Linked DNA regions of Mus musculus: all the other regions are linked to region 1. A link is a loop called in an ENCODE intact Hi-C map of the cell type or tissue named here. Cell type or tissue: left cerebral cortex. All regions are shown on one strand.

What was found. Hi-C counts contacts between places; a loop is a spot of excess contacts. Peaks named below come from ENCODE experiments on the same cell type or tissue, not always from the same donor. Only the 100,000 strongest peaks of a DNase experiment are listed, where the experiment ranks them.
Region 2: it touches region 1 in a loop (2.5-fold over the local background); 14 of 42 quality-filtered maps call a loop at or near these places.
Region 3: a loop joins it to region 1, with 3 times the contacts of the local background. A loop is called at or near these places in 14 of 42 quality-filtered maps.
Region 4: it touches region 1 in a loop (5-fold over the local background); 4 of 42 quality-filtered maps call a loop at or near these places.

What each region holds. Positions count from the first base shown.
Region 1 is chr7:105,806,864-105,814,863 of GRCm38, forward strand. It overlaps Mrpl17 (mitochondrial ribosomal protein L17), which reads right to left and starts at 4,224. Exons shown (of 3, transcript NM_025301.2): 1 at 3,945-4,224; 2 at 3,587-3,655; 3 at 1-3,281. The coding sequence starts at 4,118. The coding sequence ends at 2,994. In left cerebral cortex, a CTCF peak has its summit at 4,402 (motif pointing left); DNase peaks (open chromatin) are centred at 3,809, 4,342 and 5,190; H3K4me3 peaks cover 1,424 bases; H3K27ac peaks cover 1,286 bases.
Region 2 is chr7:105,545,046-105,553,045 of GRCm38, forward strand. It overlaps Gm39063 (a long non-coding RNA gene), which reads right to left. Exons shown (of 3, transcript XR_869857.2): 2 at 757-920; 3 at 1-57. Among named protein-coding and RNA genes, the nearest start is that of Smpd1, 5.3 kb to the right of the region's middle. In left cerebral cortex, a CTCF peak has its summit at 4,210; DNase peaks (open chromatin) are centred at 3,137 and 4,244.
Region 3 is chr7:105,749,615-105,757,614 of GRCm38, forward strand. Tpp1 (tripeptidyl peptidase I) reads right to left here and starts at 2,621. Exons shown (of 13, transcript NM_009906.6): 1 at 2,557-2,621; 2 at 2,368-2,439; 3 at 1,976-2,115; 4 at 566-716; 5 at 246-373; 6 at 1-98. The coding sequence starts at 2,573. Dchs1 (dachsous cadherin related 1) reads right to left here. Exons shown (of 21, transcript NM_001162943.1): 17 at 7,973-8,000; 18 at 7,652-7,782; 19 at 7,285-7,568; 20 at 6,798-6,936; 21 at 3,375-6,455. The coding sequence ends at 3,844. In left cerebral cortex, a CTCF peak has its summit at 3,214; DNase peaks (open chromatin) are centred at 1,154, 2,059, 2,641 and 3,258; H3K4me3 peaks cover 1,134 bases; H3K27ac peaks cover 1,670 bases.
Region 4 is chr7:105,475,982-105,483,981 of GRCm38, forward strand. Cavin3 (caveolae associated 3) reads right to left here and starts at 6,216. Exons shown (of 2, transcript NM_028444.1): 1 at 5,795-6,216; 2 at 4,635-5,238. The coding sequence starts at 6,178. The coding sequence ends at 4,840. Gm36847 (a long non-coding RNA gene) reads left to right here and starts at 6,818. Exons shown (of 3, transcript XR_378395.4): 1 at 6,818-6,889. In left cerebral cortex, a CTCF peak has its summit at 2,050 (motif pointing left); DNase peaks (open chromatin) are centred at 2,036, 4,315, 5,143, 5,597 and 2 more places; H3K4me3 peaks cover 1,963 bases; H3K27ac peaks cover 3,322 bases.

The DNA.
Region 1 (8,000 bases):
ATCAGAAGAGCCACGTGAAAGTTTGTGTACAAGTTATGTAGGTCAAAGTGGAGCCTCTGGATGACAGGGACTGTGTGAACAAAGTGTAAAGGGACCTGTGCCAGAAAAACCACCCAAATAAGGTGTGTTCTATGCTTCTACAGCATGAGCTTGAGAGGCACCACGTAGTGGAGCATCAAGCAGATGCTTGATTAGTAGGCAGTGTAAGAAATCTGGACTTTGTCCCATAAAAAACTGGAAATCTATCAGGCAATTAAGATGACCACATTCCTATCATGACAACTTTGTGCCTGGGACATCCCACTAGGAACAATTGCATATTTGCTAATGGAGATAAAGCAGGACATGACTCCACTTAAGATACAGGGATACAGTTACTCGGTTTAAAAATGATAGGTAGGTATTGGGTTCATAGTGCTAAACTTTTAAGTAAGTGTGTTAGGTTTTTTGGGTGGGTGAGGGACATTAGTTTGTCAACCTTATTGTAAAGAATTGAAACCCTCCCCCCCAATCCTTACCATGAGTATGGCAATATGTACCTTCAATCTCAGCACAAGGGAGGCAGAGGCAGGAAGATCTCTAAGTTCAAGGCCAGCCTAGCCTACAGAGTGAGTTCCAGGACAGCCAAGACTACACAGAGGATCCATGTTTGTGTAGATCAAAATCTGGAACTCGATGTGGAGAACCACTCTTTCGAAGCGATGAGAAGGGCTTGGCTTGGTATTTAGGCAATGTCTACTCAAAGGCAGTTATTTACAAATACAGGCAGATTAACAAAGCCTTCAGTAGATGTCTTAGGATTTGTCAACTTTGGGGGGCCAGATTATTAGATATGTAGTGCCCTGTACAACTGTGAGCTCCTTGACTGCTGATGCTTCACTTTTAGCCAGGGTCAGATTTACTGCAAATATGCTTGAAGTATGCAATCTCTAGTATGTAAGGTGATGCTGGAGATTCGGATGCTTCTAATAGAAGGGGTAGAGATACAGCTCAGAAGGCACTTGCTACTAAGTCTGATGACCTGTCTTCCATACCTAGGAACCACAGGTTGGAAGAACTTGGGAAAGCTGTCCTCTGGCCTCTATCTGCATTCTGAGATGCATGTACCCTCCCTACTCAATAAAGAAGTATAAAACATTTAGGGAAATATTAAAGCTCCAAATGGTGGGTGTTCAAAAAAAAATCTGAGAGCCCTTTCATATTTTACCTGTTGCAAAGTCTTCCAAGATTTGGTTTTAAGGGAAGGGCTTTTCCTAGAACAAGTCATGACTCAGGCATCTAACTTGTAAATGCTCAAAAGATAGGAAAAGGGATAAAGATTTACAAAAAACATGTCAAGTTCTATGCAGAAGGAAGAGTGACAGCTCTGCCGGGACCAGGTGATTTAGTGTAAGCAGCTGTAGGGCAAAGAGTCTTAGAATAGTGTCACTGAAGCTAATGTCTTTCTGCTTCCACAGTGACCTTCTACCTTCAGGTGCTGCACTAATTGTTCAGGAGAACTTCTTTCCATGACTCCCTGGTCAAGTCTCTGAACATACAGAACAGCAGCCAGGATGGGTCATATCCCATATTTAGTGGATATAAATAAGCTCCATGCTTCTCACATACCCTGGCCATTCTGAAACAGGATTTCCTCTTTCTGGGTTCCCACAGAGGTCCACTTTTGGCAACAAAAGCTTCCAGGAAATTCCCAGCAGGCTTAACTTTCTAATGCATCACTCTCTATCAACCTTCCTCTTCACACCCTCTAAGAGGAAGGAACTTATCCGGAAGGCCAACATCCTGGCAGATGCCTACAGCCCTATCTATGATCAGGGTGGTGATACATCTATTTGAGTCCACATTCAAAACCCATTCAGACATTGAGTGAAACAAATGTGACCTTGCCTAGAAACAATTCTCAGTTTTAGGGGTACCATGTTATTTGAAGATTCCTGTACAGAGGCTCACACAGCTAGTTATCAGGAAGCAATCTCTTGGGACTGAATGCTTGCTCTCATAGTAGCCTGTCAAAATCCTGTTAAGAAGGGGGTTAGAAGCTCAGGCGGCTGCACCCTCCTTTGTGGATGGACAGACAGTGGTACAGCCATTGGTAAGACACACACATGCTCCTGTAAGCAGGACTAATGAAACTCGCCAGGACATAATCACACACATAAAAAGACATCAAGTGGAAGGGGGACTAGTTGAAATAGGCAGGACAATAGGGTGCATGCATGTGGTGGTAAGCATGGTCAAAAGACATTGGTAGATATGTATGAAGATGCCAAGGTGAAACCTAGTCTCATAGGATTCATAAAGATTCTCATGTATAACTTATAAAAGCAAAAAAGGAATTCCAACGGTGGGTCTCTATGCTGGACGTCAGCCAGTCACCATAGGAAGATGGTTTGGAATCAAGAGGTACAGGGCCCATCTAAATTAGTGTTGAGATAAGCAAACTGAGCCAGGAGGTAGTGCCCCATACCTTTAATCCTAGTACTGAGGAGGCAGAGGCAGGTGGATCGCTTAGTTCAAGGCCAACCTGGTCTACAAACAGAGTTCTAAGACAGTCAAAGAAACTGTCTCAGAAAAAACAAAACCAAAGCAAACTGGCACTGTGTGGTGGTGAACACTTGGGAACACAGGGACAGGAGGACTGCTGCATGGTGGATATAGTCTGGATTACACAGCAAGATCCCCTCCCCTCCAACAAACAAGCAAAACTAGACCTAGAATTTAGAACCTAAGTTGTGAATTTACTGTCTTAGGAGGCTGAGCATCTGGATGCCTCTTACTTTCCATAAATCCTAGGGAAGGACAAGAAAGTCAATATCTTATATTCATATTAAGACTTTTATCTTCTGTGCAAAGAGGATCGTGTGAGTCAGCAGGGAGGTCTGGGTCTCATTATGAGGGGGCTTTACAATGCTACTTCCAGGCCTCACACACTACACGAGCTCCAAGACCCACGAACACGGGCACCACACCTATGCACCACTCTCCAGCTCCAGTTAAGTCTTTGGTGTTTGAACTGTACAGGAGCTGTGGAGGCTTGCGTCCTGGTTATGGTGCAGGTCCTGCTGCAGTCCCAGGAGCAGCTGGTTTAGGAGAGTAAGGTTGCTGTCTCTGTGAGGCAGAGGCAGGGGAGGGAGGTAGTTCCCTTTATATTCTATCACCGCCATCTTGGCCCGATCTTGCTCCTTCCGATTCGGGATCTGTAGCATTCTTGTGTAGTTCCCATTCTGACCTTGGAACCGAGGCGCTAGCACTTTAAACAGCTTTGGGATCAAGTCCTTCTCCTAGATGGGGAGAGTTAATCAGAAAAAATAGTCACAACTGTAGAGGCATTTAACTATAGATTATTCCCAGAGGTAGGGTTCAAAACCATCTTCACAGGCTTTCCCACCACCCATTCAGGTACCAAGTTACACAGAAACACTTACAGGAAGTTATGCGGATGCTCATTTTACCCAAGTCAAATAAGAGAAATACGTGTCTAAGGTAGTTCGCAAGTCTGGTACATAAAAGAATGCCCTGCCTTCAATCTGCCAGGTACCCGGTTCTCTAAGGATTCCTTCCTCACTAGCAGGTAGGGAGCACTCACTGTGAGCCAGAAGTCAGCCATACGCATGGCTCGTTCGTTGGTGTCGCCCAGCTTTCCATAATCGATGAGCTGTGAGGACAAAACACATGGATGCAAGACGAGTCAAGAACCGAGGCGCCCACCTTACTCTTCTGTCTTACCTTCATCCAACCATCCCACCAGCTAAGCTAATTCTGGGCGCTCCTTCCTTCGGAGCCCCAACCAGCCTTCCATTTGCTGCGCAGGAGTGACGCGTTCAGCTGAGTGCCACACGGGAATTCGCTACCGTGGAAAGTTCTCCCAGCGTGGCCCTACTCCCCACACACGGCCAGAGCGGCGGTCTGAGGCTGGACCCGGCGGTGAATAGCTTGGCTCTCACCTTCTCCGCGTAGCCCCTCATCTCGTCCGCGCGTGCCCATGTCGCCTCGATGCGTTCGTGGCGAACTAGGCCCGTGAGCAAGTTCCGCAGCAGATGGATGCGGGACTCCGGACCCAGGCCCAGGCGGCGGTAGACGCGGCCGTGGGAGATAGCGGCAGCCAGCGACAACCTCATGCTCTCACCTCAGCCCCTCCTCTCGGGGGCCCGGAAAGGGAAACTCCGAGCTGTGTGTGCGCGCGCGGGGAGAGGGGGAGCAGAGGGGCGGAGGCACGTCTCAGAGGACGCATGCGCAGTAACTCGGCGCGTGGCTACCGCGTTTGCGCGTGCGCATCAGAGCCTGCCTAGCTGGCAGTCTGAGGGAGGGCGGCCCGACGTGTTGACGTTTCTGGAGCGACGAGCTGGGCGGGCCTCAAGGTCTGCGGTGCTCTGTGGCGAACTGGGATCTCGGCGCCCCCTGCCGGGTTTCTCTTGCACTGCGTCGGCTGGCTGGGGCGTTCTTGGAGGAGGCGCCTTCCGGGCGGAGCATGCCGGGAAAGTGAGTACCTGAGGAGAACTGCGTCAGAGGGGTGGGCCTGTGGTGGAATGTGGCGCTCTTGCCTGAGGAGTTGCAGTCCTGGCTGGTTTTGTGACGATGCCAGTTTAAACCCAGTCTTTATTAGTGATAGTGAGATAAATTATGTCCAGGAAAGCTGCAGGTATTATGTTCTTTTATTGACATAAATAAAAACCTAAGTTAGCACTAAAAGCTAAAGTAATGGACAAATACCTGACATTTAAAAAAAAAAAATTATTCTTTTCTCATACAATATACCCAGACTGCAGCCTCCTCTCCCATCACTCCTCCCAGCCCCCACTCTCCTTTCTCCCCTTTCTCCCCCTAGAAAAGAGCAGACCTCCTAGGGACATCAACCAAAGCACAATAAAACCAGGCACAAGGGGGTGGGGCAAAAAACAAACAAACAACAACAACAACCAACAAAAAAACAAAAACCAGGCACAAACCCTAACATCAAGTGTGGACAAGGAAACTCACTAGGAGGAAAAGAGTCCCAAGAGCAGGCAAAAAAGTCAGAGACATCCCATCTCCCACTATTAGGAGTCCTCCCAAAAAACCAAGCCAACAAACTATAACACATTTGCAGACAACCTAGGGCAGAACCTTGAGGGCTCCATGATTGCCCCTTCTTTGAGCTTCCATAAGCCCTGCTCAGTTGATTCTACAGGCTGTCCTCACCTGTGTTCGACCCCTCTGGCTCCCACAATTATTCTTCCTTGTCTTCTGCTGGGTTTCCCGAGCTCCAAGGGGCGGGACCTTATGTAGGCCTCCAACCCAGGTTCTTTCTCCTCTTAATGTTTGTCAGTGGGCCTCTACATCTCCCATCAGCTGCAAGAGGCAGCCTCTCTGATGACGACTGAGTTAGGCACCAATCTATGAATCTAGCAGAATATCACTAGGAACCATCTCATTGAATTTTTTTTATTTATTTTCGGCACTACAGTTTGGTTCTTCCCTAGGTCTCTGGGTGGATGAATACTTTTTCTTAAAAAAAAAGTTCTGTGTGTTTGTGTGTGTGTGTGTTCCCTTCCATTGCTCAGCATCCTTATGGCTCTTTGAAAACAGTTTTCTGGGAGGAATTGGGTGAAAATATAGTCTAGCTCTAGTATTTAACAAAATGATGATCATATTAGGGCTTATTTAAAATGAATTCATCACAGTTGGAGTTACTAGGACAGAACAAATAACACATTTCAAATGGAAAAGGAGTAATTTTTAAAATAGTTTCATTTTAGAAAAATAAGTTTATGATCATATACAATATGAAGAAGTTGAGGTGGCTCAGCGCTAAAGAGGGACCCAGAGTTTGATGGAATCAACCTAACCCTTCAGATGGTGTTTCACTCTGGAAATAGTGATGAGCAGTTTCCAACTTGGCTTACATTCTTCTTGGTGTTCTGTCCCCTCCCTGCTTCATTTCCTTGTATTCTTAGCGAGGTGAACTGCCTGTTGCTGAAATTATAAAGTCCTTCAAGGTCAGAGAGGAACTGATTCATGCATTTGGCCTTCTTTCCTCTTTCCTCTTGCCTCTGCCATCAAGCCCGCTGCACTCTGTTTTTTTTTTTTTTTTTTTCTTTTCTTTTCAAGCAGTTCTTGGCATCAGCAATAGTGTTTGGGTTTGGTGTCTGTAGATGGTATAGATCCCTAGGTGGGGTGGTTTTGTTCCCACATTTCTATGTATGTTCTTTTGGGTCTAGGTTACCTAACTCAGGATGATATTTTCTAGTTCCATCCATTTGCCTGAAAAATTCATGAAGTCATCATTTTAAATAGCTGGGTAGTATTCCATTGTATAAATGCACCACATTTTCTGTATCCATTCCTCTGTTGAGGGACATCTGGGTTGTTTCCAGCTTCTGGCTACTATAAGTAAGGCTACTATAAAGATAGTGGAGTATGTGTCCTTGTTATGTGTTGGAGCATCTTTTGGGTATGTGCCCAATAGTGGTGTAGCTGGGTCTTCAGGTAGAAATATTTCCAATATTCTGAGGAACAACCAGATTGATTTCCAGAGTGCCTGTATCAGCTTGCGATCCCACTAGCATTGGAGGAGTGTTCCTCTTGGATTGCAACCCAATAGGAAAAACAACAATTTCAAGTAACTGGACCCAGCAGAGCTCCCAGGGACTAAACCACCAATCAGAGAGTATACATGGGTGAGTCCATATACATATGTAGGAGAGGATTGTCTTATCTGGCGTCAATGGGAGGGAAGTTGCTTGGTTCTGTGGAGGCTTGTTACCCCAGCGAAGGGGGATGCTAGAGGGGTGAGTACCTTCTTAGAGGCAAAGGGGAGAGGGGATGGGATGGGGGGTTTGGATAGGGGAGACCAGAAAGGGGGAACAACATTTGAAATGTAAATAATTGGGGCTGGAGAGATGGCTTGGCAGTTAAGAGCACTGACTGCTCTTTTGAAGGTCCTGAGTTCAAATCCCAGCAAAGACATGGTGGTTCACAACCATCGGTAATGGGATCTGATGCCCTCTTCTGGGGTGTCTAAAGACAGCTACAGTGTACTTACATAAAATAAATAAATAAATCTTAAAAAAGAAATGTAAATAAATAAAATAATCAATAAAAGTAGTAGTGCAAATGAACTAGTGCAGATCTTATGTAGTAACATGATTAAATACCATAAACATAATATTCAGTAAAGGCAGTAAGTGCAAAGGACAATACTGTATTATTAAACTGCCTGTTTAAAACAAGATCTGATCTGTGGTGTTAAATTCCCCTTGGTAAGTGAAAAAAGGACAAGTGTTTAGAAGAGAGCATGGGATAGGAACGTGGGTGTATTGGTAATGTTCTATAACTTGACCTGGATGGTCCAGGAAGGAGCATGTTTGTCTTGTCGAAAAATCACTGAATGAAACATATATAATTTGCATATTAATTTTAGTATAACTATTGTATTTTAGTTAAAAATGTAAAAGAGACTATTTATACCTATAGGCTTATATTTTTCAAAACCTACTTTAATAGGGGTTCTTAAACACTTTAACCTCCCTTCCACCACCCACCAGTGGAAAGGAAAGGTTAATAAGGCAAAGAGCAATGTGGATCTGTTTAGAAATAGTTCTTTTTTGGGTGATTCCCATCTTCATTGTCAGGATATTAGCAGTTCAGTTCACACGAATCAGCGACAGTAGCTTGATCCACTCACAAACACCATTCACACATCAGCAGTGGCAGTTCAGTGAAGAAGAAATAGGCTCTGCCAATTGGCCAGAGTCTTCAGAAGCCGCAAGAAGCCTCTGGAACACCACCAGAAGGTCTTTGGTCCATTTCTCTCTACAAAGTCATGACAAAAGATGATCAGTGAAGAAGACAAGGTGAACCAATGCCATAGCATAGTCAGTGAAGATCAACATCAGGAAAGCCCAACCAAGACCAGCAGAGTGGCAAGGTAAACCTATGCCACACAGTGTCATTCACCATCTGTTAGGTTATATTTATACCCTTTCCGAACATCATGTGTTTTCTCAAGTGTCTGCTCTAGC
Region 2 (8,000 bases), 260 kb before region 1:
TGTTCAGCCCAACCTGCCCAATTGGATCAAACTTCTGGAGTCTGAGATCAGGCCAGTCTGTTTTAAATAAATGTAAAGTCAGTAAAATTTTGGGAAAAGTTTCCTGGTGGAAATTATTCCAAGTCCATGTACACAATAAAGCTCAAGGCATGACTACTTCAAAACTCTTCTGCACAGTACACATGACCATGAAGATGACTTCTTTAGCCTAAAGGCCTAGGACCTGGTGTGGTCTCTGATTGAGATCATGTAGAAGTCAGCAAGCTATAAAGTACATATGACATCTCCCCTAAGCGGGAGCTAAAGATAAAGGTCTAAGGAGGGAGAGGGGAGTCTGGGATAAACATTCTTTGGGATTTGGGTGAGGAGTGGCCTAACAGATAGCAAAGGTCACCAGGTCATTAACAACATCCACTCCCAGCCTTCTAGGTGGGAAACAGGTATTCTTTTCCTCCCCTAGGGAGGCAAGCCTGTGTGATTAACATTCCTGGTTTCTCCAGTGCTTATCTGTAAATATTTGTGACTTCTCCTGCTAGGGAACCATATGTGGGTGCTGGGGAACAAAACTGGGTCCTCTAAAAGAGTGCTCTTAACTGCAGAACCATCTTTCCAGACTCCCCCACTCCCCCACATTCCCACTTCCTCTAACCTCCCCTCCAACCCCCTCCCTCTCCTCCCTCAGCCATTTTTCAACATCTCTAACTTCTTATCCAGGCAGATCAGAAGATGTTTTCTCTGTCCCTGCTTTCAAGTTACCTGTTTGTAAAGGCTGGAAAGGTGGTTTTGTTGGCTAAGACTATTTGATATTCAAGCAGGAGGACCAGGACAGGAGTTCAGATCCCAGCATCCGTGTGACAAGCTAGAGTTTCCACAAGCACCATCTCTGAGGGAACCAGCTTTTGGTCAGTGCCATGGTCACCCTGTACATACAAATGTAAATTAAAAAAAAAAAAAATGGAGCCTTGTTTGCAGGTGTGACAGTGGGACATATTTCCCACCTTTACAGTTGAAAAGGTCAGCTCAGGAACTTTGGGAAGGTCATGAAACAAGTGCCCCCCCAGAAGGGAGAGGCTAAATAACATTTCTCACACCACAGGGCGGAAACTGACCTGCAGGAGGGAACGAGTTCTGCAGGTCGGACCTTGCCCATCTTCAGATGAGGGAAGTCCTTGTCACCTCATTCCCTAAAGGCCAATCAGTTTAAAGGATGCACTGTTCCGCCAATCATATTGTGCCTAATTGCTGATGCTCTATTCTGCCCCTGGAAACCATATAAAAACTCGCTGAACAGGCACTGGGGGTCACTGCCTCTCCTTCGGGTCTGGGACGAACGACCCCAGTGCACTGGAACAATAAATTCCTCTTGCTTTTTGCATTGATCCTGGCTTCACATGGTTCACTTAGGGGTCCCCTATAAGCTAAGGCTCCCTGGAGTCTTACACAGTCATGCCTAACCTCTGAGACATGCTGTCTGGCAATGTCACAAGGCATCTTGAGATCTGGAACTATTTCCTAAACTGCAATAAATCTTGGGATCATTTAGGTCTGTCTCTGACAAGAGTTTCATAAATGGATGTGTGGAAAGAGGATAGAATAGAGTCATATGGAGAGAGGTATAGGCAGAGGTAGTAAGACATCACTACTGAGATTAAAATAGAGGCTTGTACAATCAGAAGAACCCTAGGCCTTGATTCCTCCACCGATTAGATATGGGACTTAAATCAGAATGTCTCTGAAAGGTAATTTCTGAAAACTGGGCCTATTGGGAGGACTTGTGACATTTTATTAAATTATCTGGCCCTTACAGGCTTCTTACCCTTTGTTCTTTGTTTATTTATTTTTTTTTTTTCAAGATAGGGTTTCGGGCTGGTGAGATGGCTCAGTGGGTAAGAGCATTGACTGCTCTTCCAAAGGTCCTGAGTTCAAATCCCAGCAACCACATGGTGGCCACAACCACCCGTAATGAGATCTGACACCCTATTCTGGCGTGTCTGAAGACAGCTAGAGTGTACCTGAGAGAGGGGAGTTGATCGGAGTGAGCAGAGATCCTAAAAATTCAGTTCCCAACAACCACATGAAGGCTCACAATCATCTGTACAGCTACAGTGTACTCACATACATAAAATAAATAAATAAATCTTTAAAAAGAAAGAAAAAGAAAAAGAAAAAGAAAGGGTTTCTCTGTTTAGTCTTGGGTGCCCTGGAATTCATTCTGTAGACCAAACTGGCCTCAGAGTCTGAAATCACCTGCCTCTGCCTCCTAAGTACTGAGATTAAAGGTGCCACCACCACACCTGGCTTTTTTTTTTTTTTTTTTAAGATTTATTTATCTTATTTTACGTGTGTGGGTATTTTTCCCAAATGTGTATGTAAATGCACTACACGCATAGCTGGTGACATGAATCCCCTATAACTGGAGTTACAGAGAGTTATGAGCTGCCACATGGGTGCTGGGAATTAAACCCTGGTCCTCTAGAGGAGCATCCAGTGCTCTCAATTGAAGGTCTGAGTGGGTGTTGTTTGTGGTACTGACATTAGACCTAGGGTCTTTCTCATGCTGGGCAACTACATGGGTCAACGACATCCCTATCCCTATCCCTATCCCTATCCCTATCCCTATCCCTATCCCTATCCCTATCCCTATCCCTATCCCTATCCCTATCCCTATCCCTGCTTTTGCTTTTTTATTATGAGACAGGGTATGAGGTGTTCAGGTTGCCCTTCAACTTGAGTTTGTAATTCCCCTGTTTCAGCTTCCTGAGTAGCTGGAATTACAGGCCTTTGCCAGCAGGTCCAGCTAGACTGGATGCATGGATGAGGTCAGAGAGTTACTGCAGTTAGGGTGGGAGCTGTCATGTGTGCTCATAGCTGGCTGAAAAGTACTTCCAGGGCTCAGCCTCTTCAGATCTAGACATAGGGAACAATGTACAATTCTCTGGGTTTATCAACTGCAATTCCCTTCGTTCAGTCCCCAGGGTTGAGTAATTCTTTTCTACATCAAGCTCCCATTACACCTCTCTGAGTCACTAGAAGTGAGGAGTCCACATGGGACGGCATGGCTGCAGATAGCAATGTCTCAAGACACAGGGGAGGATCTCACGCCGAACACTCGGTGAGAGACAGCGCTGAATGGAGAGCCTCCTCCAGCAGTGACTAAAAGATCATCTGTGAATACTGGTGACACAGTGTGTCCACATGAGTGTGACAGGAACCAGCTGGTGTTGGCTTCTCCACCTCGTCATGCTGGCTGATAGAGGAGGCACAAGCTGCCCAGTCAACTTGAGTCCAGCTATGACAAGACAATCACTCTGGTTTGACCCTCTCTTTTCAGACCCACTTTTCCTTACTCTCAGATGGCTGAGGTCTCTCCCCTTACCTCTCCCCCAGGGTAAGGGCAGACATCTGAATTACAAACTTGTTTGGCAACGCAGATATACACTGCATGTACAAAGCACCAAGCTAATCCTTATACCTTTGTTTCTATCTATTTCCACCATCATAGTAATTCCAATTTTCTCCAAGATAGTGTGACTAATTTCCAATTCAAATCTAGCACAGAGCTTAGCTGGGTGTGGTGGCATGCAACTTAGTCCCAGCACTTGGGAGGCAGAAGCATGAGGAGTTCTATGAGTTTGAAGCTAGCCTGGGCTACAGATGGAGTCCAAGCTAGCCAAGACTACATAGTGAGACCATGTCTCAAAAAAAAATTAAACAAAACATAGCAATTATTTTCTATTAAGACTAAGAGCACAAATCCTTCAGGTGAGCATACTACTGCATACTCTTACATGTAGATGGGAAAGCTGATACAGATAATGCATAATGAACAAATGGCAGTGTTCTAATAAAACTTTATTTTGGACATTAAAATGCAAATTTCATATAATATTTTCCCTCTCTTCTCCCTGCCCTCTACAGATGACAGGTGACATTTAATATCAATTAAATCATGCCTTGTTTACCATGGTCACACACACACACACACACACACCTATACTCCCAGAACTCAAAAGGTTGAAGTATGGTTTGTTCAGGACCGTGCGTGCAGTCCTGTTCAGTCAGTGGCAGAACCAGGATTTAAACCCAGGAGGCCTGAATCTAAAGTTCCCCTTTAGCACGACAGAGGGGAGTCCACATTCAGGGCGTTGGAATTGCCTGCTTCTAACACACGTTTAGTGCACTAGTATTCCCTAAAATTTCCACAGGAGGGAAACCTTTCCCCACCCAAACTCTAGGCTGCTGGTTTTGGCAATCTGGATTTAATTTGTAGTTTCATAGGCAGTTGAAGAGCTGATTGGCCCTCTGCAGAATTTACGTTGGTCTCCTGACACAGAGAACCCAGATGCTATAAAGGGGCACTCAAACAAATTATCCCAAGTTAGGGATTAGCTCCAATGGTAGAATACTCGCCTATCATGAGCAAAAACCCAGGTTTGAAATCCAACACTGCACAACACCCAGGCCTGGTGGCATACTCCTGCAATCCCAGCCCCGGGGAGCTGCAGGCAAGAGAATCCTAAGTCCAGGTTCATCCAAGATACAGAGCTATGAAGCCAGCCTGAGCAACATGAAACCTGAGACCCTACTAAAAAAAAATAATAAGACAAAGACAAATTACCCAAGTTTAACTAGAAAGTCTTCAGCCCCAACCAGGAGACCCATACTGACCAACCACTCCCAGCTCCCAGAACTTGACAATTAATTCCTGTGTTGTCTGGAACTATATATGCCTTAGGTCTTTTCCTTTTTAAGTTTTATTTACTTTTATTTTATGTGTATTGATGTTTCCCCAGTATGTATGTATGTATGTATGTATGTATAGCACATACATGCATGAGGAGTTCAGAAAAAATAGAGAATTCCATTGAATTGACTGAAGTTATGGAAGTGAGGAGCCAGGTGGGTGCTGGGAATAGAACCTGGTCCTCTGGAAAAGCAACCCAAGCTCTTAACCACTGAACCATCTCTCCAGCCTTCTAAGCCTTAAGTCTTTATACAACAACACTTCCCCCAAGTGATGCCCACTGTTCAGTAGCCTAGGAGACTTCACAAAAAGGTTTCCTAGGTCCTAACATGTTAAAGAATAAGATAGTTCTCAACCAGTCTCATTACCAGCCTTGTTCATAATGATATAGATTTTATTTATAATGGAACTCTCTCCCAAGACAGACACTAGGAAGCACTGTGTGCAGCCCAGATTCCTCTCTGCCCATCAGAGTGCTGCTACTCTAAGGACCTTGACCCTCAGGACCCTCTACCGCTAAGAATCACCTTGTCTGAGGCTACGCCCTTTCCAAAGGTAACACATATCCTATGACCGACTGGTTTAGGGGAGAATGGAGATTCAGCATCCTTAGTTTTGCTTGGAACAGCTCTGACGGTTGTCTCTTTAGAACTTGGCTCTGTAGAGACACTATTCCATCCCATCCTCTTTTCTTCCTTCTCTTTTCAGATGCTGATTCTGAATGCAGCCCATAGTAACTCCCCTGCTCGTCCAGCTCTAATTTGTTGTCCTGAGAACCTCCAGGTGTCAGTGCTAGGAGCCCTCTGAGAAAGCAGGTGCTGGAATGGCAGGGGGGTGAAGGAGATGGGTCACTCAGCCCCAGCTGCCAACAAAGACAACATCCATCACCAGCTAAGTGCTAATCAAGTCGTAGAAAAGAATGCATTGGCTGGTTCAGTGAATTGGAGGTTTTTAGTTCTTTTGTTGAGACAAGGTCTCATTCTGCAATCCAGGCTACCCTGGTGCTTCCTATCTAGCTCATGCTGGCTTTGAACCCAGAGAATTCTCCTGCCTCAGCTTCTCATGTGCTGGGAGCCACGGCATCTGGCCTATGAATCAGTCTTTTGGAAAATGCAAGAGAAATGTTAATTATAAGGAAGAGTGAATTGGCTAGCTGTTGCTCAGCCCTATCAATAGTCTGAGGAGAAAACAGGTGAAAGCAATTCATCTGCAGAAAGTTTTGAAAATGATGGTCGAAGTGAGAGAGAAATGCTTTAATTGACAGAAGTGACTTTAGGCCTTCACAAAGTGGATATTAAGAAGATGTGTATGAAGACAGGGTCTCCACCAAGTTACTATTCCACAGAGTCTCCGGGGACATGTGGTTTATTAAAGCAATGAGAAATGTAAGTTGAAGGAAGAACCAGAATGTCCCAGGAGATCATAAGGGTTCCTCTGTGCAGGCCAAGGCTGACCTAAAGAAATACCACTGCTTAGGTGGCCTCCAAAACAGACACAAGACCTTCTGGTGGTGGCACATGCCTTTAAACCCACCATCTGGGAGGCAGAAGCAGGTGGATCTCTGCCAATTAGAGGCCAGGGTGTTCTACAAAGTGAGTTCCAGGACAGCCAGAGCTACATAGTGAGACTCTGTTCAGGGCATGGGGGTGGGGGAGGAAACAGACAGAATAAAAAAGATAAATAAGCCGGGCGTGGTGGCACACGCCTTTAATTCCAGCACTTGGGAGGCAGAGGCAGGCAGATTTCTGAGTTCAAGGCCAGCCTGGTCTACAGAGTGAGTTCCAGGATAGCCAGGGCTACACAGAGAAACCCTGTCTCGAAAAACCAAAAAACAACAACAAAAAAAAAAAAAAGATGAAAAGTAAGAAAGAAAACAAAGGTGTGATAAAACGTGTTATCTCACATTGGTGGCAGTGGGTTTGATGACCTCCTCAGGACCACCAACCTTCTCGGAGCAGGTATTTGTGGTTCCATTTACTGTCAGTCTCCCCTGTGTAGACACACCACCTCCACCTTAGAGCCCCAGGAAATGTACTTTAGAGTGGTCCTCACTTCTTGAAAGTGTCGCTTTCATCCAGCCAACAGAAGCTCTGCAAAGCTCTTTCAGCATCACGGAAACACCTTCAGCCTAAGATATGCTTTATATTCTTTATAGGTGAATATAAAGTTACTAAGTGTGTTGGTATAAGATTTAAATCTGAAGATTTGGGGCTAGAGAGATGGCCTAGCCATTTAGAGCATTTGTTGTTTTTGCAGAGGACCCTAGTTTGATTCCAGGCACCCACACAATGCCTAACAACCATTGGCAACTCCAGTTTCAGGAGATCTGTCATTTTCTTCTGACCTCTCCAGGTGACAGGCATTCTCATAGTACACATATATGGTGCACATTCATATAGGAAGATAAAATACATAAATATATAAAATGAATAAATCTAGTTTTTTTTAATTTGAAGATTCAAATAGTCACAGATCAGAAATATGCAGGGTGGGGAGTGCCTATAAGAAACATGTACAGACTTTTTCCTTGTTAACAATACAATGTAACAACTACTGCTATTATTAGGAATAAACAGGATTTAAAGTATCTAGATGTGTATAGCTTATATGCAAATGCAGCACTACTTCTCACATGTTATGATTATAGGCATGTGCCACTCAACCAGCTCAAGAATAGCAGTATTATTGCTATTTGTGGGATTGTGTGAGAATTGAAAACTAGTCATTACAAAGCACCTGAATTAGTATTTAGCACATTTACAGAATTTGATAAATTAAGCTTTTTGCCACTGTGGATATAATTCCTCTTTTTAATTTTTTGAGGTATGGCTTCATAGCAGTCCAGGGTAGACTCAAACTTCTCAAATTCACTTTGTAGCTAAGGGTGGCCTTGAATGTCTGATTCTCTTATTTCTACCTCCCAGGTGCTGGGGTTACAGGAGTATACCCAACTCTTTCTCTATTAAAAAGGAGGAAATGAGCCGGGCAGTGGTGGCACGCCTTTAATCCCAGCACTTAGGAGGCAGAGGCTGGTGGATTTCTGAGTTCGAGGCCAGCCTGGTCTACAAAGTTAGTTCCAGGACAGCCAGGGCTATACAGAGAAACCCTGTCTTGAAAAAATAAAAATAAATAAATAAACAAAGCCAAAAGTCCCTTCTATCCTGAGAATTCTGAATTAAAGCTTTGTTAGAAGATTGGCTGGCTCCCGAACTGTGGATCCTGGGGCAAGACATAGTGAGATCCTGTCTCAAAAACA
Region 3 (8,000 bases), 57 kb before region 1:
AGACGGAGTCACTCCCAAGTGCAGGCTAACAGTTCCTACCTGTTGTGGTTCTGGACGTTGTCTTGGAGATGAAGGGGGGAAACGGTGCAGCCCCCCCACTGTGGAAAGGGGTCAGGCTTAAGGAGGTCTTACAGACACTACCACCCACTTCTCTACTGGAAAGATTCTATGCCTCTTTTGGCATCTAAAATTCTTCAGCCTGTAGACCTCCCTCCCACAACTTCCACCAACTCCATTGGGTTTACCAAAATCCACATGAGGGGCCAAGGCCTGGGGAAGCTGGTAGGGATGTGGGGACCTTATAACATGGGTCTTTGTAGGTCCCCCTACATAGCGATGAAACTCAGCTCCTGGGAGCAGCAGCTCAGCCTGTCTGGAAGTAAGAAAACAGAAACCATGGGAAGGAGTAGAAGAGTTGGCCTGAGCCCCACTTAGCAGCCTGCCATCATTTCCGTATGCATTACCTATACCCACAGGCTCCCAGCACGCTTTAAACTCCCCCAATTGGGGTATTTTGTCTCCTTGTAGGGACAATGGATTCTATGGGGAAATCATTACTTCTCACCGGACACTCAGCCAGCAAGTCAGAAAGTCCTGGGTGGTCACTGAATCGCAGTTCCGGGCTCCAGCTGCTGAGAGCCACTTTTGGACAGTGAGGAGGGTCAGGGGTGATGGTTGAACCAGCTCAGCTACATCCTCCAGGGTTAGGTACTTTCCTGCAGGGATTCAGAAGAGGCTCTCGTCCTCATTTGAGGCTTTCCTGGGTTGTCTGTCTGGACCTCAATCAGAGGACATCAAAACTTCCCGAGGAGGACTGTGTAGGGCTAGGCATAGTGAGAGTCAAAGGGAAGAAAAGGCTCGAGAGACATGAAACGTCATGGCCAGGAAAAATGCACAGCATGTGTTACCATGGTCACAAAAACTCAAGGACGTTAGTAAACTTTCAATATCCCATTTTAAGCTTATCTTCAAAAAGATTTCCCCAAACTTTTGGAGCCAGTTATACAGAACCTTCTAATTTAGCTCAGCTCTTCATCCTTGTTGATTTTAAACAACATAACGGTGAGTCATTCTTTCCTGCATATGAGGAGCTTCTTGGGTGCTCTAAGGATGCCCCCCCCTCCTCTCGCCTCCATTCTACACACACACACACACACACACACCCTTGCCTCACCATACAGGACTTTAAGCAGGGGAAGGATTCACTCCAGCCTGAGCACCATAGAGAATACTCTAGAATAGAGAAGGGACTGTTCTGGGGAGTGGGGTGAAGGAGAGGAAGCTTCAAACCAGTCCGGGTACTGGGCAGTAATCCAGAAAGAGAATAAACAACTGAGTTGGTAGCAAGAGGAATGGCCAGAGTGGATTAATCCAAAGACAATTTAGGACTTGAACTAGCAACAGAGGAGGGTGTGGCAGTGGCTATGAGAGTGGGGTAAGGTCCATGACTTGATCATGCACACACACTAAGTGCTAGTCCTCCATTTGAGAGCTGGTAGGGTAAGTGAACATTTCAATCTAGATCTGATTATGAATCATGTGTTCTTAAACACAGCTAGCTACCCCACACCCACCATCTTCCTGGCACTTGAACCTAGGGTTTTTCATATGCTCCGTAAGCACCCACCCTATCAATGAGCTAGCTAGGCCTCTAAAAAAAATTGGTTTTAATGTTGACAATATTGCTACACTGCCCAGGCATGCCTTGGATTCAAAATCGTCCTGTTTTAGTCCAAGTAGCTAGGATTATTACCTCATGCTACTAGGCTTAGATTTGTTCTTAGTTTTAAGACTGAAGAACTCAGGTGGAAATTTTGGTGTGTGTGTGTGTGTGTGTGTGTGTGTGTGTGTGTGTGTATGAATATGGCAGTTATTGTCATTTGTCTGTCATACCAGAAACATGGCCCTACATGATCTGCACCAGCCAGTGCCTGCCTGGTCCTGCCTCCCACTTCCTGCCCCAACTGATAGGCACCATATTGAGGAGAGCTAGGATCCGACACAGCCTGCACCAGCTCCGAGAGTCTTTCCAGGTTCCGCTGTTTCAGCGCAAAAGTGAGACTCAGCTCTTCCTCGGGATCCACGCGGCCCAGGGACACCCAGCCTGGAGGCAGCCTACAGGGTCAGGGACATGATTTGATTAGGCCATAACGAGAAATCCAGATCATGGAAAGTTTGGGATTAAGAACTGAGACTTTGGGTCGAATCCTAGATGCAGATAAGGATCATAGGAGATAAATGACCAGAGATTAAGCCGAGGGGGTGTCGAATAAGGCTACAGAGTGGGTACTAGGAGCAGTTGAGGATGAGGAAAGCTAGGACCAAGCGTCTGCAGAGACAGGCACCTGTAGTACTAAATCAACTCACATCCACCGCTGGTCCGGCTCAGGGTTGTAAGTGCATTTGCCGGCGATGACGAGAGCAAGGAGCCCTAGGAGGCTGCAGGGACAGCAGGTGGGTTTCATCAGGAGCCGAACCCTCATTGTACTCCTTCTACAACATGTAATCCCTCTAATGTAATCCCCCTTAGCTACCCTCCCCACCTCAGTTTCTCACCGGGCTTGGAGTCCCATTTTGGCTTTCAGGCTGATCTGTAGTCATGTGATAAGTCACATGAGCATGGTCTGGCACCTCCCCCATCTCCCTGCCTAGTAACTAGTGACGTTGCTGACTCCTCCCTCCCAAATGAGCTGTTCTGAATGCTGGGGCTGCTATTAGAATTCTATGCTGTGTTGAGCATCTAAGCCCAGGGCTCCTCTTCACCTGCTGCCCAAGTCTGTCTGTCTCTAAAGGAATCATAAAGGAGTGGGCTCTGAAGCCCCATAGGTATGGGCTGCTCCTGGCCGTACAATATTAGAAAAACAAGCTCTCAGAGCCTAGGTTTCTTCACTTAAAATTCAGTGACTGTTACGTAAAAGAAATGTGCCTCATACTTGGGAGTAAAAGTGGACATTGCAATAAAGCAAGCCTATGGAGCCAAGACTGACCTGGCAGACTCAACTAATGTGAGCTCTTATGAATGTGGACATTTCATGTTTCCAAGGTGTGTGTGTGTGGGGGGGGGGGGTTGGGGATTTCTTCACTTACCTACTCTTAATAATCACCATATCTTATTCCAGACCCTCAGGCTTAGGACCCTAGACTGCTTCCTACTCTGTCAGTCTCTGCAGGAAACCACTGCAGTTCAAGTCCTGACCATGTTAGAGGGGAAAGCAGCAGAGATCCCAAGGCTAGGCTTCTGAGCTCTCAGTGCCAACCCTACTCCTACATGTCCTGTTGTCCGCCCTCCCTCTGGGCCTCCTTGGCTACTGTGCCAGGTATCCACAGTGCTACGCCAGTGACTTCTGGTTACCCTGACAGAACAGAGCCAGAGGCTGGATACAAACTGCAGTTTATTAAGGCTCCAGAGTGAGAATTGGCACTTGTTCTGGGCAGGGGCAGGGATGTCAGAAGAACCCAAAAGAGCTGGGCCCAGATTGGAGGGACCTCCCCATCCCCCTAACCCCCAATAAATAAAGTCTCAGCTCCATCGCAGGGCGCTGGTGCAGGGCAGGAAGTCTTGGCTGAAGAGAACCCAAGGCTGTTGCCTCATTCTTATTTCTCTCCACACTGGATCTGGCCACAGGTCATGACCAACAGGCCCTCTGTGGTCCTAGTGCTGAAGGAACTGCAGAGAAATGTGGGACCTGTCCCAGCTATAAGAGTTTAAGGTGGAGAGCAGGGGACTGGTGGTGGCCTCCCCATAGTCAGTCATGGTCCGAGGCTGCCCAGGGCAGGCTGAGAATGGGGCCTGCTTTGGGGACACTGGACGTGTCCCAGGTCGGGGCCCAGTTAGGGCCACAGCTAGATGCGCAGCTCTGTGTCATCCGGAGGCTCCAGGCCAGACTCTGTACTGAGTGCTGAAGCTGAGGGGCCCTGGGCTACCCCGAATGGTGAGACAACGGGAGAGCGAGCAGCCAAAGGAGACAGTGAGGGTGAGAAGCTGGGGGACATGGCAGCTGAGGAGAGGGAGCCTTCATGGCTGATAGGGGAGCGGTGAGAGGCTGGTGGGAAGATGGCCCGGGCTACAGCTGTGCTTGCAGGCTTTGGGGGAACAGACTTGGCTCCTGGGTGTGCCACAGCAGTGATGAGGGGTGGTGGGTCAATACGGGGAGCTGGAGGACACGGACGAGCTTCATCCTTGAGCCGAGCAATCTCTGTGAAGACACTGGCCAGAGGCTGGAACTGAGGGCACCAGCTCAACAGGTAGTCCCAGTTATAGCTGCCACGGAGCTCTTCCTCACCAGCCACAATGGCCGTCAGTGCTCCAGCTACACACGGCTTCCCGTCTGCTGGGAAGCCATAGTCCCCAGCGGGTGCAGGGCTCAGGCCACAGCCCCCCAGGAAGGCTGTAGCAGTGGCTGGAGGCCCCTCCTCTCGGTACAGAGTGGCTCCTGCGCCTGGCAGCAGCAACCCTGCCTTTCTGCCCTTGTACCAGGTGTCAGGGGCAGGAGGCTCACAAGACGTGTCACTCAATCCATCCGCATCCTGCTGGATGCCAGAGTCAGGGCCTCGAGCAGCCAGGGAGGAGGCTACACTGGCCACTCGGGGAAACTCGTTGATCATGCGGATCTCGTCATCCTCTGCAGCCTCTGCTGAGCCTCTGCCACTTGAATGTGAAGGGTCCAGGGAGCCGCCACGAGGGTAGGGACCTCCAGCTCCTGGGCCACCGTAGCTGGGAAGAGTCTGATGATACAGATGTTCAGAGGGTGGTGGACTGGGGGGTTCCCGACCCAGTTTCTGTAAAGAGCTACTGGCTATCGGCGCTGTCTGTGACATCGGGCCAGGGGCTGCCTCAGCCTTGCGGCTTCGCGCCCGAACAAGGCCCAGGACCAGAGCTGCCAGGGCAAGCACCACCACAACTCCCAAGGAGGCTGCCACAGCCCCAACCAATAGCAAGTTGAGGTCAGGTGCCAGGCCTAGAGCAGTGTGGGTAATATCCACAGTCACAGGTACTGTGGCACTCCGGGATCCAGGCAGAGGCCCTCTTGCTACTACCTCCAGCCTTAACTCCCGAGGTGCTTCACGTCGGGTCCGGCCCCCACCCCCAGAGGTGGTTGTTCCACTTCCTGGTGCGCGACTGTCCACTCGCAAGTACAAAGCACCTGTTGTCTGGTTGATACCAAAATAGGGGGAAGAGGTAGCCAGCGAGTAGAGCACCAGACCATCGGCACCTCCATCCTCATCTGTGGCCTGCACGTGACCCAGGCTGTGGCCTCGCTGGGCACCTTCTGGCACTTGGAAATGGAAAGATGGAGCCAAGAATACAGGGTCATATTCATCTTCTCCAGTAATCAGTACTGACACAGTGACAGAGGCTGAGAGATTCCCAGCATCGGCAGCACCCACTAGTAGACGGAAGCTTCCTGTGTGCTCATAGTCAAAAGGCACCCGTGCCCGCAATTCCCCTGTTGAGCTGTTCAGGGAAAATGCCTCACGACCCTCAGGCCCTGGCACTGCCTCCAACAGGCTATATCGGAGTCTACCAAAAGTCCCAGCATCCCCATCAATCGCGTGTAGTGTGGTCACAAGAGTGCCTGGAGGCTGATTCTCAGCAAGGCTAGTACTGAGCAGACTCAATGGGAAGGCCGGACCATGGTCATTCACATCCTGGACCTCAACTGTCACTGGTACCAAAGAAAAGTGTGTTCCAGCAGGGTCAGCTGCCTGCACCACAAGCTGGTGTTGAGCCTGGGTTTCACAGTCCAGAGGGCGGGATAGCCTCAAGGCACCCGAGTTCTCATCCAGCTCAAAGAGACCCAAAGGGTCACCTGAACTAAGAGTGAAATGCACAAGACCATGAGGTCCAGGGTCAGCATCAGAGGCCTCCACATGCAATAGCTCAGCTCCAACAGGCATGTCCTCAGGTACTGTCACACGGTAGGATGCTCGAGTAAAGACGGGTGGGTTGTCATTGACATCCAGCACAGTGACAGTCACTGGCACGGCTGAACTGCGGGGTGGCTGTCCCCGATCAGCTGCAGCCACAGTTAAATTGTACTGTGTCAGGCTTTCAAAGTCTAGAGGTTCAAGCAACACTAGGCAGCCCAGTGCTTGGGGACCTGGCCCAACACCGTCCCCGACCTCAGCCAGACGGGGTTCCAGCTGGAAAACTCGGCCCCGATTGCCACTGATGATGCTGTAGTCCACAGTAGCATGGGTGCGGCTTCCATCAGCATCTGTGGCCTCCAGGGTGAGCAGGGTGGAACCAGGGGGCAAATCTTCAGACACAGCAACACGGTAGTGTGGCAATGTGAAGCTTGGGGCATGGTCATTCTGGTCCTTCAGCTGCACATGCACTGTGGCCTGTGCTGTCCGGCCTGGAGCCCCATGGTCTCGGGCTTCCAGTACCACATCCACCACTCCTGGCCCCTCATGACCCAAGGCCATTGCTCCTACTGTTGTGAACAGAGTTCCTGAGATGAGAGGGGGAGGGGAAGAAACAAGCATTCAGTAAATGTCACTGTGTCAACAAGAGCTATTCTCCAGGGTCTAGGCAATGGCTTTGGGAGTTAGACTCGTGAGAACGGCTCATGTGCTGGGACAGCACGCAGTGTCCTCAGGTATTCAAAGTTCAGGAAACAGCTTTTAGGTAAACAGTCACGAGGGACTATTTATTAAAGATAGGATGGAGTGGATGCCCTTGCTGGCTCAGAGATCCAGAAATAATATGATGAAGTAACCAATTTTAGAACTAGGCATCAAATATAAACCAATAGAGTCAACAATAAAGGGATTAGATTATGGGGAAGACATACCATTGTTAGGGTCGACACGGAAGCCCTCAGCAGGGGAAGCCAGATGGTAAGATATGTGACCATTGGCACCCGAGTCTCTGTCGGTGGCAGAGACGGAGAGAATGGCGCTGCCCGGAGGGGTGTGCTCCAACATCATTACCTGAGGAGTAACAGAAAGTGTTTACAGCCAAGCTTCCCAGATGCCCTACTGTTCCCTTAGCCTAGGAGCTGGAGGTTGGCCCCATGAATTGTGCCTGGTGTTCAGCTTAGAACCATACTCCTTAGCGCTGACGTAAGAACTGTCCACCCTCTCCCTTCTCAACACTGGATGCAGAACTTGGATGCAGTTCCTAGGACCTGGAAAGCCAGCCTAAAATGGGACGCTCTCCACCCATTCCAACATTAACCCTAACATCCAGCCCAGTCCGTCCACTTCTGCCTCTTTCCCATTGCTCCAACAGGAAGAACCCCAGATCCAGGTATGGGGACATCCAGACAGAGCTGGTACCTGGTAGAGGCTTTGTGAGAAGGTAGGTACATTGTCATTGACATCTTCCACAAGCACTGTGAGGTTGGCATGGCCCTCATGAGGCCCATCATGTGCCAGCAGCTGTAGGTGGTAGTGGTCACACTGCTCAAAGTCCAGGGGGCCCGTGAGGGAGACACGTCCTCCATACCGGCCAATACTGAAGGGATCCTGAGGCCCCGATGGGCTCAGCACATACCATAGCACTGGTCCAGAGTCCACGTCATTCCCAGTCACCTGTGCGATCTCTGAGCCCAACAGTGCATCTGCAAAACCCAAGGGAAGGGTGATTGCAGAACTATCCTCACCCCAGGAGCCATTCGTACCTCTTGTTTCATGCGACCCTCACCTTCTGATACTCGGAGCTCCCAGGGCTGGGGGATGGTGGGACGATTGTCATTGGTATCGATGACCATCACTGTCAGGGTAGCTGAGCCCACCAGTGCTGGGCTTCCTCTGTCTGTGGCCATCAGTACCAGCCTAGACACAAAGCATAGTCAGGGAGCAGGGCCTAGAAATAGGAGGGAACCCTGGGAAGGGCAAGGAGGATTCAGGACAAAGCTTTGCATCGGGGGGGATTCAAGGTATGACCTGAGGAGCGAGAGAAACCCAAGACAGGCTTGACTACATACAGACTTGAGGTCTTGGACTCATGGGTGCCAGGTCTCACCGTGTTTCTGCCCAGATTTCCCGGTCCA
Region 4 (8,000 bases), 330 kb before region 1:
CACACACACACACACCACACACACACACACACACACACACACCACACACACACACCACACACACACACACACACACCACACACACACACACACACACACACACACACACACCACACACACCACACACACCACACACACACACACACACACACACACACACACACACACACACACTGATTAAGTAGAAACCACACCCAAACACCTGTTTTCACAGAGAAACCCTCTATTAATCGAGGAAGAAAAGTTAATGTCGCTGCTTTCTACCCCAGGCAGAAAAACAGCAACAAACGACCTTGCAGGTGTAGTTTTTAAGAAGAGAAAAAGGGGAGGTCTGCGTTCGAATGGGCTAGGATTCAGTGGTGTATCTTGATTGGGCATGTCAATTAGGTGAGCCAAAGAGGGGCTTTTGATTGCTGGACTCCAATACTTTGACAGCTGGGCTTTGCTCGGCAGTCTCAGGAGGAGGAAGTGACCAAATAAAGGCATATACCTTGGTGACTAGCTTTAGGGATGTAATCTAACAGCTTTTAGCAAGGCAGAGGTGATGCAAAAGAAGGTCAAGGTCTGCCAGAGCCATGTTTGCCAGGCCCAAGCTGGCTAGAGTACCTTCAATTATAGCTTGCAGGTCACCATATTAAACAACCCAGGACTAATTACCCAGAGGTGACATTGCCCACGCTAAGATAGGTCCTCCCACATCAATCATTAATCAAGAAAGTGACCCCACTGACCTGCCTGGAGGTCAATCTCAATTAAGGTTCTCTCTTTCCAGAAGATTCTACCTGGGTCAGGTTGACAGAAAACTAACCACTGCTGTCAGTTACGTTGTCTAAAAAGAGAGTTGATGGGAGGAAGATAGTGAGCTCCTGGACTCCGGGCTTTCTCAAACACAGACCAGATAAAAATAGACAAGACTGAGCAAGACACTCTAGTGGACACAATGACCTTGAGGGGTCTTCAGGACTGGGGTTATGAGTCCTCTACTTACAAGAAAGAAAAGCCCAAAGGATTTCCTGTATTTACTCAGGGGAGAAATTCCTCACCATGAGCGCATGTATTCTTTATTGCTGTAGAAGAAATATCCCATCAGAAAACAGGCTCGGTCACCTTACTTATTATCTTTATATGCTCTATGATCTGTCTGACGTCTCTCGTAGGCTCTGTGGCAAGATGAAAAATGTTCTCTCTGGCTTACTCGGCAGTTAGATTGCTTAAGGACATTAATGAATCTAGCAGTAGAGTTCACCAATCTTTCTTGAACTTCGCTATTTCAGCTGAATCATGCTGCATCAGCAAATACATCTCCATTTCTGGCCTAAAGATCTGAGAGCCAACCTCTGAAATTTAGTGGTCCATCGGTGTGTGTCCACCTGCTTACAGCAGCTGTGTCTGTCTGTGCTGCACTGTGGGGCAGCTGGTGCTCGGCCTGTGCCTCTCTGCCTTTGCATCTATAACCTCATTAGCAATTACTGTAACTGTGACAATTGAGAACATAATGTAACCAAGTGGCCTATTAAGAAACAGAGCTAATTTTGTTTTCATTTGATTCAATTATTTGCTACTGTAGACCAATTAGGAAAAAATGAAAACTAACATTCTACCTTCTTGGAAGTTCGCCAAGTCTTTGGGTTTCTAGAAATTTCTGGAAATTAAGAACCTAGACCTTTTGGGTACAAAATATTCTTCTAAGGCCTTCCTTTTGTTTTGAGTTAAAAGAGAGAAGTCAGGTGGATTCCTAGGGATTTGAAAAGTCGAGGCTTTATTTTTCCTGTCCCTGTGAGTGGCAGATTTCTGAAAGTAAAGGCAGCAACCTGGTGTGGTGTGGTGTGGTGTGGTGTGGTGTGGTGTGGTGTGGTGTGGTGTGAATGCTAAGGTTTGGGAGCCTGCAGGAGGAGCCTCCAATTTCCCCCTGTGCCCCAGACCAACAAAGTCAAGTGAATCAACTGTTCCCTTTCTGGAAAGTCAAACCAAGCTGACAGAGTTGTGGAATGTTGGATGAAGCAGCAGCTAGGACACTGGTACCCCAATAGTGACACCATGTGGTCAGAAGGAGCACCAGCAGCACAAAAACAATGAGTGGAACTTCCTCCAGTGCAGTTGTCAGTCTGGCAGAGTGGGGTGAGGTAGCAACCACAACCACGACCAGGTCATAGAGCATTGAGGACTGAGCAAGTAGTGCTCTGGACCCTGAAACAGGTGTGCCTTGCTGAGTTTTCTAGGAGATGAGATTTAGATCACGTAGCTCAACACGACAACATAGTTTCAGTACAATGAGAGCTCTTGGGGCTGGACCCTGAGCCCACATGCTTGTGTTTTCATGCAGTTCATAAGCATAGCTTGAAGGGAATTTCTGTATAAAACATTTGGTGCAACAGCATTCCCATAGTGACCTGTCACATGAGGTGAGGTGTGATCTCCCACTTGTGACATCATTTCAGTGCTCGGAGTTTTTAACCAGAGACCGTCTTGCGTGAGGACACCCAGCAAGAGACAGAAGGAACCAACTCACAAGAGGTCTTCAGGGACAGTGGGAAGCTTTAGCTCTATTGTGAAGGTGATAAGAGACAATAAGGGGGTGAATCGGGAGACTGGCAGGATATGGCAGGCAGTCTAACCCTGGTCCCGTGAAAGACTGCCTAAAAGGGCTACAGATAAGAATGTGAACGGGGAGTCAAGTCCATGATCATTGCTTCCTTGTGTGAGGGAGCGACAGAATCGTTTATCCAACCAGAAAGCTTAACTTTAATTCTGAATCATACTCAGCAGGGCCTGCCACATAGTAGGCACTCAATAGATGACTGTTGGTTTTGAATGGAGCTTATTCAAAAGCTATAAAAGAATATAGGAGCTGGAGAGATGGTTCAGCAGTTAAGGACATCCATTGCTCTTGCAGAGGACCTGGGTTCAGTTCCTAGCTCACAACTATCTGTCACTCAGTTCCAGAAGTCCCAGTGCTCTCTTCTGGCTTCTGTGGGCATTAGGCATACATGTGGTGCACATACATACATGCAGGCAGAACACAGAAAATAAACCTAAAAAGAATGTTTTAAATTAGAAAATAAAGGGCCAAGGATGGCCCCAGGGGTAGGAATGTGTGTGTGCATAAACCTGGTGATCCGAGTTCAGTTCCCACAGCGGGAAAAGAGAGCAACCAGGAAAAGTTGTCCTATAACCTCCACACATATGCAGAGATACAATGCTTCTGTTTGTTTGTTTAATATGATAAAAAACAAACTTCCAGAGTCACTGGGCAACTTCTGTCCCTTAAGTGACATAAGAGAGCAGGTTGTCTCCCAATCACATGCACGTCTTCTGTGTGTGCCATCTGGCCCAGAAGTACCCACTGGTGTCTCAGCCATTCCTCAGATCTAGTCACAGCACCCATAGCAGCTCCACCAGATGTGTGGGCCAGCTGCTATCTGTACACCCGTAGTAAGACATCATGAGCAACCAGCTGTGCTTCTGCCCTACCTGGCCAAGGAGTGAGAAGCTTGGCCGACTTCAAGCAGCTGGGCTTACACGCAGACCCCTTTCCTAAGAAGGTAGTAGCTAATCCATCACACACACACACACACACACACACACACACACACCGTGCCCACTGGTATTTATGATGACTGCGCTTGTGCTGGATATGGGAGTGCCCACATAAATGGTGGTGAACATCAAACATTCCAGAATATTTGAAAGTCCATGAGACTGACATGACATGTCCCCTCAACGGGGAATTAACACTGCAGTTTCTCTATTATGCATCAAGTGGGAAATTAATTCTGCATGCTATACTAACTACTGAGAAGATTGGTTTTTAAATTTTTAAAATGGGTGCCGGCTTTTGGCCTGAAATGAGGCAGATTGTGGCAGCAGGCATAGCATCCATCTGTCTGCTTTCTCCAACTAAGTCTAACCTCCTTCTTTTCTCTGTCTCCCAATAAGACTGACATACTATGGATAAATCAAGGGCATACTCCATTGATTAGATCACAAGCCATTCTAACACACACACACACACATACACACACACAGAAAGCTAGCAAGCTCCCAACAATGAGCCTTCAGGGAACCTTTCAGATTCAAACCCTAACAAGATCTAAAAAACATGGAGGTCCTATTTTTTTTTTATTTTATGCATTGACATGAAGACACAGTCAGTTCGTCACACTCATTGTGAGAGATGCTCGATTCTAGGAGGCCTGGATTCTCTCAACCTATCAGATTACTCATTTGGTTTTGAAAACAATGAGTGCTTTGTGTGCTTTGTTTTGTTTTGTTGGCAGAAGGAAAGTAGACCAAGGGCTGTTTTTGGATTGCTTTCTAAATGCACCCCAACCCAATGGTGTGAGCTGTCTGTGAGTGTCAGACACCAGAAGTAGGAAGAGTGCATTAGCTGACATTAACTAGGGCGTTTTCTTCAAAGAACTGCATACTGCCCCGCCCCAGGCCGGGCCCCAAAGTTGTACTTATGTGTCCCCAAGAGGAATGTATTTAAGCAGTAAGTGGCCAATATTTCTCCGTGCCAATGGAGGACCCAGGATTCGGTGAAAAGTGAGAACGTTTGTCATTCAGCCCATTCCTTCCCCAAGCCATGCGCATTGTCGCTCGCCCTTTCTCATTGAGTCTGGGTTAGAGAAAATTGCTTTTATTGGTGGTGAACCTAAATTAGGCTGAAAGCTCCTCTGTCAGAGGACACAGGGTTCAGACTGGAAAGCCAGGAAGGAAGCTTTGGAGCTGGGCAGTGGATGCAGGATTCTCTCCTTATTTGGATGTAAGTGCTGCACTCTATAAGTACTTATTTTGGGACAAGGCTTAAGCACCGAATGGGACAGGCAGCCCCAGGGATCAGGCTGCGCTCTCTATTTGAAGCACGGGTTTCTCAGGATCTTCCTTGGTAGGTTGAGGAGGTTCTGGCTCCAGGGCAGTCTCGAGCTCGGACTCCATTTCAGGCTGAGCTGCAGGCTGGCCTTCTGATGGGCCTTCAGAGCTCCGGACAGGCCCTACGCGTGGCGGCTTGACTGGTGTGGGCTGTGCTGCTTTACGACTGGAAAGAGCCCTTTTCAGGCTTTGAACTTTCTGTAAACCAGTGCGGCGCAGCCGCTGAGCCCTGGACTCCACTGGCTCCTCTTCAGAACTCTCTCCAACTTCATCCTCTGGCTGATCTGGGCCCAGCACCAACTGGTCCTCCGGACCCAAGAGCTCTGGGACTTTCTGGAAGGCGCGGGCTGGAATTTCAGTCTCCTCCTAAATGTGATGACACAGCTTTTGATTCTCTGATTTGACCCTGGCACTTAGCCAGGACCAGCCTGAAACTCTCTTGCCCGCCCGCCAAGGGAAGCTACTCCACCCTTTGCATCTGCACTAGGAATTGGGGCCAAAATAGAGGAATGGGAAGATGGGGGATGGGGAGGATGGAGGAGCAGAGAGATGAGCAAAGAGGGGGAAAGTGGACCTTGCAAGTTTGCAAAGTGGATGAAACCGTGTAGAGTGTAACAGCTGTATAGGCGCTTGGAGGAGGCAGAGTAACACCTAACAGTTAGTTCCATGTGGGTGCGACTGACCAAATCCGCAGACTGGCCTGAGTTAGGGAGGGCGTGGGTTGGCCAGGCTGGGAGTGAGAAAGGGATAAGGTCGCTGTTGTGAGAAAGTGGGTGCGGCTCTGAGAGTCTTCCACAAGTGAGGGCAGCACGCTGGGTCAGGAATGTGGAGATGCGGACGGGTGGGTGGCAGGAGTCCTTCCCTCGGTGGTAACCTAGAGGCGAGGGTTGGGGGCGGGAGAGGGATGCCTGAGGTCACTGACCTTGAAGAGCAGGACGTGCAGCTTCCCGCGCGCCACCAGCAGCCCGTGGTTGGCCTCCAACCGCTGCACCTGAGCAGCGCGACGCACGGCCCGCTCCTGGGCTGCGTCGGCGTGCGAGCCCACGCGCTCCGCCTTGGCCAGCAGCTGCGTCAGTGTGTTGCTGGTGGTGTCGTGGCTGCGACTCAGCGCACCCAGGCCACTCTGTATGCGACGCACGGAGCCCGCCAGGCCGCCCTGCCTCTCAGCCAGGCCGCCTTGCCGCTCCCGCAGAGCCTCCAGCATGGTGGCCAATTTCTCCAGCAAGGTCACCACGGTGACTGCGTGCACCGGACCCCCTGCGGGCGTCTCAGGCACAGGTCCGGGCTCCAGTGCGCTCTCCCCCATGATCTCTGACCACCGGGCCTGCTCTCCCTGAGACCGATGGCTGCGATCTGGGCTGGGGCTGCCTTTCCCCGCCTCCTCCCCTAGTTCAGGCCGTGACTCAGCCGGGCGGGAGTTGGCATCTTCCGCGGTGGGAAAAGGAGGAGGCCGAGCAAGGGGGCGGAATGTCCAAAGGGGGCTCTTTCGAAGGCTCCGCCCCGGGATCTGCGAGTAAGACAGTCCTGCCCAGAGGCACCTCTTTTCTGAGTTTGTGCTCCTTTTCCCCCATTTTCCTGGTGGGCTTCTTTCAGGCCTGTGTTCTTCACAGCAAAAGGCAAACCACTGAAAATTTCATTTATCTATCTAGTGATCAGAGAAGGGGGTGGGGGTGGAAGGCAGGGGTGTTAAAGGCATAGCCTAAGCCGTCAAAGCTGCTGAGCCCCAACGCTGGGCGGAGGCCTGTAAAGTTTGGAATGTTCTGCCTCAGACCCAAGACTGCCTAGGCCCAAGGCAGGGCTTTGTGTCTAGGCGGGCTGGGCGGGGCATCCTCTGATATTTTCCAGGTTTAGCCTCTGGCTTCGTTTATTGCTATTTCTTCCTACTGGACTGCGTTGTTCTTCTTTGGATTCCTGGAGGATAGCTCAGCCATGAGTTAGAATAAGTACTGGTTTGTCCGTTTTAATGGAGATTGGCTGTGGTTCCTGCGTAATGCCTTCAATCCCGTCTCCGAAATTGGTGAGTGTGAGGATTTGAAATGCTGCAGTAGCTAGATATGGTGATACATATTGAGGTAGGAAAATCACCAATTGGAGACCATGATGAACTACATAGTGAGTGTTAGAGTGGAAAATCACTACATAAAGGTTGATTCCTGAGTTCTGGTTGTGAAAACTTTGTTTTTATGTTAGAGTTTGATTTGCTCATCTTGGACCCGATATTAGCAGAGCCATCTGAGCCTGACAAAAGAACACAAAGAGTTTGAGCGGGGTTTCATGTCATTCAGGGAGGCCCTGAACTCACTGTTCAGCCAAGGATGGTCTTGAATGTCTGTTCTTGCTTCTGCCACCCAACGGCTGAGATAACAGTTGTGTGCCACCAAACCTACTTTATGCTGGTGCTGGAAATCGAACTCAGGCTCCTATGCACACTGGTCAACATCTTCAACGGAGCTACATCTTTGACCCTGTTTCTGTGTTTTTGAGATAGGGACTCATTGTGTAACCCAGGCCTCAAACTCAAAATCTTCCTGTCTCAGACACCTGAGTGTTGAAGTTATAGGTGTTCATTGACTGCCCCATTAGTTGGCTGAAAAGGCACAGCGTTAAGGATCAAACCCAAACCCTCAAACACGCTAGACAAGTATTCTGCCACTAAGCCATACCCCAGCCCAACAACTTGGAAATCTTTTAGATGTTTTTATTTATTTATGTATATGTGTGTGTGCATGAATGTGTGCACATGCATGTGCAAAGACCTATGGATATCAGAAGGTGTCAGATGCCCTCAAACTGTGGTTATTGGCCACTCTGAGGTATCCAATGTGGGTGCTAAAAATAGGATTCCTGTCCTATGTAAGAGCCTCAAGTACTCTTATTGGCTGAGCTATCTCTCCAGCTTAGACACACAATTGTCTTGGGTCGTCCAAAAGACTACATACATAAATAAGGTTGAGAAAAGCTTTAGTGACCAATTCTACCCAACCATACATCACTGTCTGGTCCGTTCTAGCTCTAGATGTTCAAAATGTGATGCCTATCACCAGTTCGTGGCTGGCGCTCTTAAAACCACAGTCAGGTTTAAATGAGCTTGGTTATACACCTGTAAATCTGGAACTAAGAATGGCACA